Regions from separate parts of the Homo sapiens genome. Here regions 2 and 3 are each linked to region 1. The links are chromatin contacts, found by Hi-C or POLR2A ChIA-PET in ENCODE. All regions are on one chromosome and are shown on one strand. Each heading gives the region's core, a stretch centred on a gene start or an enhancer-like site at or near the end of the contact. The rest is flanking DNA. Distances are from core to core; before and after follow the strand shown.

Region 1 (2,700 bases), core at 66-2,565:
TTTTTAGTAGAGAAAGGGTTTCAACATGTTGGTCAGGCTGGTCTTGAACTCTTGACCTCGTGATCCGCCCGCCTCGGCCTCCCAAAGTGCTGGGATTTCAGACGTGAGCCACAGCGCCCGGCCAATACGGAAACTTTTAGTTTAGGTTGGGACATTAACTAGAAAGAACTATATATCACTAAAGACTAAGTATCTTGTTTTTCCCACCATCAAATCTGACAAAATTAAAAAGGAAAACATCCATCATATCTATTCAAATTCTCAAATGCTAATAACTGAAGAGACAAAGCACTAACGAGTAAAGTTAGAACAGAATATACGTAATACTTAACTAAATTACCAAATCTGGTTTCGCAACACTGCATGGTGACTAAAAGTAACAATTTTTTTTTCAGTTTAACATAAAACGTATTTTTATGCCCAACCATACTTTTAAGACGCTAGTCTGGAAACAATTACATTTGGCAACAAAGGTCAAAGATCACTGATATAGCTCAAATAAATGAACCTGACGTTCCACAAGAAAGACTGGGGCGGTTCCTGAGGCCCAGGTGGACTGTATAGGTAAGCCTCCACCCAAGAAACAAAAAAGGCGGATAAACATACCTGGAGAAGACCAGACAAGGCCAAAGATATCCCCAAAGATCACTCACCTCTGGTCTAGTCTCCACCTTTTCTCCCCAATCTCATTGCCTCAGGGAGAACTAAATCTACACCGCACGTCCCCAGCTCACCCTCAACTCCCCACCACTCACCTTCTTTACTAAAATCTGGGTCCCCCTCCCTGACATCCTCTAGTTCCCACCGAGTTCTCAGTCCAGCCCGATAGATGTCTACTATGCCTGTCTTCCAGTAGGGTATTAGTCTCCTTAATCCGAACTCATTTTTCCGCATCCCACTTCCCCTCCGCCCCTTCAACTCCGGTCCCCTCACTCCGACCCTTCTCCCAGAATCCTCCCCGAATCGCGGATCTCCGGCCACTTTTCCCTCCCACCTCCTAGCTCCGGCGCCCTTCACCTCGCTCGGCCCCCCATCCCGTTTCCCAGTCTCCCAGTACCAGCCCCCCTCCCCCAACTCCGCCCCTCTTCCCCCTCCCCCAGAGGGAGGCCCCCCTCACCTGAATGCCGCTGCTGCCGCCGTCTCAGAAGCCGAAAGGTGCTGGCACCGGCCGGCCTCCCAGGCTCGGTCCCCGCTGAGCTCCCGACAGCCCCTAGGGAGAGCGAACGCCACCACCTCCAACTCTGCCCGCTCCGGGCCAGGCCGTCACCGTAGCCACCGCCAGTGCCGCAGCCGCCATGTTGAAGTCCTACTTCCCTCCTCCTTCCCCTCACCGCCCCACTCATTTGGGCGTCTGACGTCATGGCGCCGCGCTCCACACGCCCGGACCAATGGGAGGAGCCGACGGTGACATAACTAATCTCTCTTCTAGCGAGGAGCTACTCCGGCAACATGGAGCATTGCAATTGGAATGAGTAAACCCTGCTGACCTAAGGGGGAAGGAGGAAAGGAGGGGGTCACTAAGAGTGTAAGACTTGGGTTTGGCGAGGCGGCCAAAGCGGGAAACCCAAGAGCCTTGAATCGCGAAGGTATGCCCAAAGAGTTAGCAGCGAGTCCTATTTGGGAATTAAGACATCTAGCTTCTGTTCAGGGTCAGCGACCTGGTACAACTCATACCCTTTCTGGACCTCACTTTTCCCATGTATAGAGGACTAAGTTGAAAGGTGACTTCTAGGCCGGGCGCAGTGGCTCACGCCTGTAACTCCAGCACTTTGAGAGGCCGAGGCAGGAGGGTCGCTTGAGCCCGGGAGGTCGAGGCTGCGGTAGCCGTGATCGCGCCACTGCACTCCAGGTGGGCAACGGAACGCGACTCTGTATCAAAAGAAAAAAAAACAAAGGTGACCTCTAAGTCTTCCTTCAATTCTGACATTCTATGGGTTTAAACCAGGTAATCCTATCCCAAGCCTTCACTGCCTTCTGTGGGGGTTTTTGTTGTTGTTGTTGTTTCTGTTTGGGGTGTTTTTTGTTTTTTTGAGACAGGGTCTCGCTCTGTCGCCTAGGCTGGAGTGCAGTGGCGCGATGTTGGCGCACTGCAACCCTGCAACCTCCACCTGTCGGGCTCAAGTGATCCTCCCACCTCAGCCTTCTGAGTAGCTTGGACTATAGCCACATGCCAACACGCCCGGATAATTTTTATTATTTTATATATATATATGGAGAGACGGGGTCTCACCATGTTGCCCAGGCTGGTGGTAAACTTCTGGGCTCAAGCCTCAGTCTCCCAAATTGCTGGGATTGTAGGCGTGAGCCATGGCGCTGGCCTTCTGTGTCTTTCTATGTCTGCTGGAATTAGGAGACAGAGAATTATTAATTGAATAAGATGACTCTTGAGCCCAGGAGTTCAAGACCAATTTAAGCAACATGAGACCCCCGTCTCTACAAAAAGTTTGGTAAAAATTAGGTGAGCCTGGGCAACATAGTGAGACCTTGTCTCTACAAAAACTCAAATTATCTGGGCGTGGTGGCATGTGCCTGTGGTCCTAACTATTCAGGAGGCTGAGATAGGAGGATCACTTGAGCCTGAGAGGTCGAGGCTACAGTGAGCCAGGATTGTGCTGGTGTACTCCAAACATGGGTGACAGAGCAAGATCTTGTCGCAATAAAATAAAATAAAATAAAATGACTAGGCACGATGGCTAACGC
Region 2 (2,700 bases), core at 100-2,599, 340 kb before region 1:
CTCTTAGTCACATGGTCCTGGGGGTTGTGTCAGCTGGCATTTGCTGAGATGTGATCGATCTGCTATAAATTAGTGAATAACAACCCTGAGAGGTAGCATTACAACCATTTTACAGATGAGGAAGCTGAGGCTAAGAGAGATTTAGTAACTTGCTCAAGATCACAAAGTTAGTAAGTGAACCAGGAATCAATACTGCCCCGATTACAGTAGGCACTTAGTTATATGAGTCTAGGATTCCAGAGAGAAGTTAAGGCTAGACTTGGGAGCACTGGGAGTCTTCATGATATAGCTTCAGGGATGTGATCCTCCAAGGAGAGCATGTAGAGCGGGATGAGAAGACGGCCGGATCAGAATAGGTGACAATCACTGGCCTGTGAAGGTCGGGGAGGACAAGGTCTACCTCACTGCTCCTGTCCAAGCTATCTTCTTCTTAGGGGAGCTTTTAGGATGGCAAGGCAGGATTTCCACCACGCCTGCACCTATTCCAGCCAGGGCAGAACCATCGCTCAGGACACTCCATTTCTGTCCCAGACTCCCCAACAGCCTGGCAGCAAGCCTGCGACCAACACTGGGTAGGAACTCAGTAAATGTGTCCAAAGAACCTGTGTTGCCAGAGATTTTCACACCTCTTAGGGCCAGGGAACCTGGGGCCCTCTAAAGTGGGAATGCAGAGTCCACACCCAGGTGGCAGAGGGAAGTGCGGGACTGCACTATAGGCGGTTCCCTAGGTGAGGAGATTCAGTCTCCTGCCAGGTGTGGGGACGCGGGGCCTTCCTCCGGATGACTTACTTAAGAGACCTCTCCCAGATACAGAGGGGTGGTTTCCTCACATGTGGAAATGCAGAGGCCTTGGCCTTTCTCGGATGTGGGGTGTACAACCCTTCCAGGTGTAGAAGGTGCAAGAAATCCCTACCAGAGGTTAGGCCTTGCCCCCACCCCATCCCCTCTCCCGGGAAGGATCCAGGGCCAGCTACTCCTTCGGCCCTCCTCCCGCCCCGCGCCGGCACGAGAGGCGGGCTGGTCCCCACCTCAGCGCACCACCAATGGTGCGGGAACCGGGGTTCGGCCAGCCAATTGAGTGGCGGCAGCGGCGCTGGGATGGCTCCGCCCCCGGGCCGCAGGCCGCCGGCCTCCCAGGAGGCGAGGCTCTTCGCTGTTTTTGCTGGCCGCCGAGCCCGGCCGAGCCCAGCCGAACGTAGCCGAGCCCAGCCGAGCCCAACCGAACGCAGCCGAGCCCAGCCGAACACCGCGCAGCTCCCGCCGCCGCCGCCCGAGCGCTGCCGAGCGAGCGAGCGCCGCGGCCGCGGAGGAGGTGCGGCCCCAAGGGGAGGAGGTGCCCGCTCACCGCAGACCGCCCGCGGCAGAGGCCGCCCCGGTCGCGCCGCGGCGGGAGCGGCCGGTGGAGGCTGCGCGGCCGAGGGGGAGGGCCGGGGGAGCGGACGTCGCCTCTGCTGGTCTCCCACCTCCCGCCGCCCCCCGCCCGCAGGCTCCCAAGCCTTAGTCGGCGCCGAGCATCCCGCTGCCCCGGACCCTCCCGCGGGCGCGCACCAGGCTCAACTCAGGTAAGAAGGGCCTCCCGCCACGGGCACGGGGGCCAAGAACACGCGACCCGAAGATGGAGATAAAGAGACAGAGACACACTGCCGCGGAGAGAGACGAACACAAAGACAGAGACACAGGAACCACCGAAAAGACCCCACGGAGAAGGGGATAGGGACACGTCCATGGGAACAGAGGGGGATACAGCCTGGAAGAGAGAGAGAGACACAGAGACTGATGCAGAGATACACAGAGACACACTGGTAGAGAAATGAGACATAGAGGAGACATACTCAGAGATGGGGACACACGGAGAGGCAGCCACACACACAGAGGTGGGTGTGCAGAGGCACAGGCACACATCCAACGGAGGGACAGTGAGACACCAGACACACACACACACCTGACCCAGAGAGGCAGCCCCACATAGAGGCACACAGCCCTGGACGCACAGAGCCTGCACATGCCTGCCAGGGCCTCCACAAAGTTCCCTCTGTGCAAGCTGGCGCCTCTGGAGGTCTCCTGGTCGGGCTGGCTGGAGTCCTGGGAGAGAGGAGGCGCCCAGGCCACACCAGAGCTGCTTACAACCCCCATCCTTTTGGGCTGGGGGCTTCCTGGATCCCACCCACCAACAGAGGGCTTTTGAGGGCTGCAAGCTTGGTGGGCAGGACCAGGGCATGCCCACCAGGTCTAAGGAGAATGAGATGACGGCTGCCTACTGCAGCTTCCCCACGGTGGCTACACACTCATTCAGGTGGCCAGAACCAAGCCTGTGGATGGGGGTGATGGCTCTGTGGGGTATTCGAGCCTGTTGGGACCCAAGGTCTTTCACCAGGGAGGCCAGAAATGTGGGAGGGAGGCTCTCTTCCCTACCTCTCTCCTCCTAGGCCTCACCCCACCCTTCCTCCTCACCACCCTCTCCTTTACTGTATACCCCCAACAGGCTCAGGACTGCAGGTAGACATCTCCACTGCCCAGGAATCACTGAGCGTGCAGACAGCACAGCCTCCTCTGAAGGCCGGCCATACCAGAGTCCTGCCTCGGCATGGGCCTCACCATTGAGGCAGCTCCACTGTCTGTGCTGGTCTGAGGGTGCTGCCTGTCATGGGGGCAGCCATCTCCCAGGGGGCCCTCATCGCCATCGTCTGCAACGGTCTCGTG
Region 3 (2,700 bases), core at 26-2,525, 480 kb before region 1:
ATCCCTGGACCAGGAGTGGGAAATTCTTAAAGGAGCCAGGGGCACTGAACTTGGCAGCATACCCCCACCCTAGGCAGCTCCCAGCTTCCTGGAAAGGACTGGATAAAGATGAATAGGAGCTTTGCATTGCAGGGAGGGGGTAAAGAACGGAGTGACAGCTGGGTATGGGATTAGGAGAGAAGCGGCTATAGCTGGAGGGTGGGATGCAGGGGGTATAGCAGTTGGACATGAGGGTGTGACTGAACCCGGGTAGGGAGAGGGGATGTTCCTCCAGGCCCAGGAAGGAGGCTGGAATTTGAGTAAAACAAAGATGTAATTGAGTGCTTGAGTCCAATGTCTTCAACAAGTCAGGGACTGGATCTGGAGACCCTAGGCCCCTGCTGGCAAGAGGTTGGCATTCCTGGAACAGGACTAGACAAAAACAGGAAGGTAAGATTCACTGGGCCTTTTACCTGTTTTGACAACAGTAACCTAGCACCAAAGAGCTTTTATCTTCCCTCCTTATCTACCCCACCTTTCCTCCCTGTCTCATCATCCTGGGGAAAGCTGCCCCACCTCAGCATCTCCAAAACACCCTTAATATTACCATAAAGGGCCTTCCCCCAGCTTCTCTGAATGGGGCTGGCCTCAGCCAAGAACCCTCCTCAGCCAGAAGGGCCTGCTCTAGGGACCCATTCCCATCCATTTCTTCTGATAAGACAGGCAGGCCAAGCCAGGAAGTGGGGAGGAGAAGGTGAAGGCAAGTTGGTGCTTGCCTGCCCTCTGCTCCCACCCCACCCACAACTCCCCTGTCAGAATCTGTGTGTGCTAGTGTGAATTTGCTTGTGATTGGATGACTGTGAAAACACAATTGGGTGGGAGAGGGACTTTGAGTATAACCGGGGCTATATAATTTTGTCTACGGTTGTCTGATCATGAGTATGACTTTGTGAGGTTGACCAAGTGATTGAGGAGTGACTTTGAATGTGTGGCTATGCGTATTTGAGTGTGAATGTCTATCATTAGATGCTGCTGTGGATGCTTGACTGCCCTTACTCACTGTTCCATCAGTCCCTACATCACACACTAATCCTTCCCCCAGCTTCACTGCCCAGAGCTTAGGAGCACATGGGAAATGGCTATCCTAGATGAGGAAGGAGTCTGTGGCAACAGGCCGAGAATTAGGGCCCAGGAGTGTCACAGGTTACACAGTACATCTCCAACTGCCTCTGACTCACCTAGTGCCCCAGGTAAAAGGCACCCAGATAAAAGGTAGGGGAGGAGGAGAGAGAGAGAAGGAAGAGTCTAGGCTGAGCAACATGAAGGGGCCCCCAACCTTCTGCAGCCTCCTGCTGCTGTCATTGCTCCTGAGCCCAGACCCTACAGCAGGTGAGTACTTGGGGGTATAGAAAGCTGGGGGTCTGGGTGAATGGGATGAAGTTGAAAAGACCCAGGAAATCCAACCTAACCTCCAGCTGTCTGGCAGAGAGGTTCTTGGTCAGGATCCCTCTGAACACATGGCCCTGTTGCCCCTAGCATTCCTACTGCCACCCAGCACTGCCTGCTGTACTCAGCTCTACCGAAAGCCACTCTCAGACAAGCTACTGAGGAAGGTCATCCAGGTGGAACTGCAGGAGGCTGACGGGGACTGTCACCTCCAGGCTTTCGTGTGAGCTCCCACCCCTGATACCCCTGACTCTGACCTCAGTCCCAACCCCTAATGCTGATCCCAACCCCAGCCCTAACTGCTAATTCTGTTGCCAACTCAGGTTTTCATCTGGTCCTTGCTCCTAACCCCTAATTAGGGTCATTGGGGATGACCCTAATCTCATCCCCAAGCTATGGTCATAGCTTTGGACCTTTCTCTACCCAGGCTTCACCTGGCTCAACGCAGCATCTGCATCCACCCCCAGAACCCCAGCCTGTCACAGTGGTTTGAGCACCAAGAGAGAAAGCTCCATGGGACTCTGCCCAAGCTGAATTTTGGGATGCTAAGGAAAATGGGCTGAAGCCCCCAATAGCCAAATAATAAAGCAGCATTGGATAATAATTTCTGAGTATAATCTCCAAGAACTTCCTTATTCTCTTTATTCACACCTGCACAACCCCTGCAAGGGGAAAGGCCAAGAGCCAAGGACCCACACACACTCCCCAGGCACCTACATACATGCATGCAGAGAATACATGTTCCCTGCCTCACAGACACATGGTCACACATGGACACAGATGTACACATTACACACGTTCCTTGAGCAGAACTCCAACTCTGGGGTGAAATCAGAGGTACAAGCACCTTTCAGCTGCAAATTTGAAATACAGGGTCTCACAGAAATGGGCTCCAAACAGAACTTCCAGCTGAGATCCAACCATAGGGATCTACTGTCCTGCCTGGTTTCTATCCACACCAGCAAGACAGAATTATAGGTGGAATCTGCCGAAGCCCTCCTGGGTCCTCTACAGGTTTGGAGCTCCTAGAAGAAGCAGGAGGCAAATCAGGAGAGACAGTAAGACCGGATCTTGGCCCAGACACCCTGAGAATGAGGGAGGTGACTCAGTTCTAAGCTTAACACTCTGAAGATGAGTAGAGGAGCCCAGCTCTGAGGGAGCCTCTTCAACACACTGAAGATACGGGAGTGGACCTAGCTCTGGGCCCAGGCACATTAAGAATGAAGGAGGGGACCTAGCACTGATCCAAGACACCTTGAAAAAAAAGGATGAATA

The links. Hi-C counts contacts between places; a loop is a spot of excess contacts on that map. ChIA-PET counts read pairs that join two places held with the same protein, here RNA polymerase II (POLR2A). Pooled maps may share reads with other maps.
Region 2: a loop to region 1 is called in a pooled map, with 7 times the contacts of the local background. The contact joins the promoter of ENHO here to the promoter of UBAP1 in region 1. A Hi-C loop is called at or near these places in 6 of 50 pooled maps. POLR2A ChIA-PET finds 5 or more read pairs at or near these places in 2 of 52 experiments (T-cell and activated CD4-positive, alpha-beta T cell).
Region 3: a map of CD8-positive, alpha-beta T cell shows a loop between it and region 1 (8-fold over the local background). The contact joins the promoter of CCL27 here to the promoter of UBAP1 in region 1. A Hi-C loop is called at or near these places in 3 of 168 maps with a recorded cell type or tissue (CD8-positive, alpha-beta T cell and naive thymus-derived CD4-positive, alpha-beta T cell) and 12 of 50 pooled maps.

What each region holds. Positions count from the first base shown.
Region 1 is chr9:34,177,658-34,180,357 of GRCh38, reverse strand. UBAP1 (ubiquitin associated protein 1) reads right to left here and starts at 1,315. Exons shown (of 7, transcript NM_016525.5): 1 at 1,118-1,315. RefSeq lists enhancers at 1-350, 351-1,307, 1,073-1,502, 1,308-2,266.
Region 2 is chr9:34,521,639-34,524,338 of GRCh38, reverse strand. ENHO (energy homeostasis associated) reads left to right here and starts at 1,349. Exons shown (of 2, transcript NM_198573.3): 1 at 1,349-1,562; 2 at 2,483-2,700. The coding sequence starts at 2,644. RefSeq lists silencers at 924-1,293, 1,314-1,423 and an enhancer at 2,053-2,605.
Region 3 is chr9:34,661,232-34,663,931 of GRCh38, reverse strand. It overlaps CCL27 (C-C motif chemokine ligand 27), which reads left to right and starts at 1,275. Exons shown (of 3, transcript NM_006664.4): 1 at 1,275-1,368; 2 at 1,516-1,648; 3 at 1,853-2,042. The coding sequence starts at 1,299. The coding sequence ends at 1,988. It overlaps IL11RA (interleukin 11 receptor subunit alpha), which reads right to left. Exons shown (of 13, transcript NM_001142784.3): 13 at 2,030-2,450. The coding sequence ends at 2,434.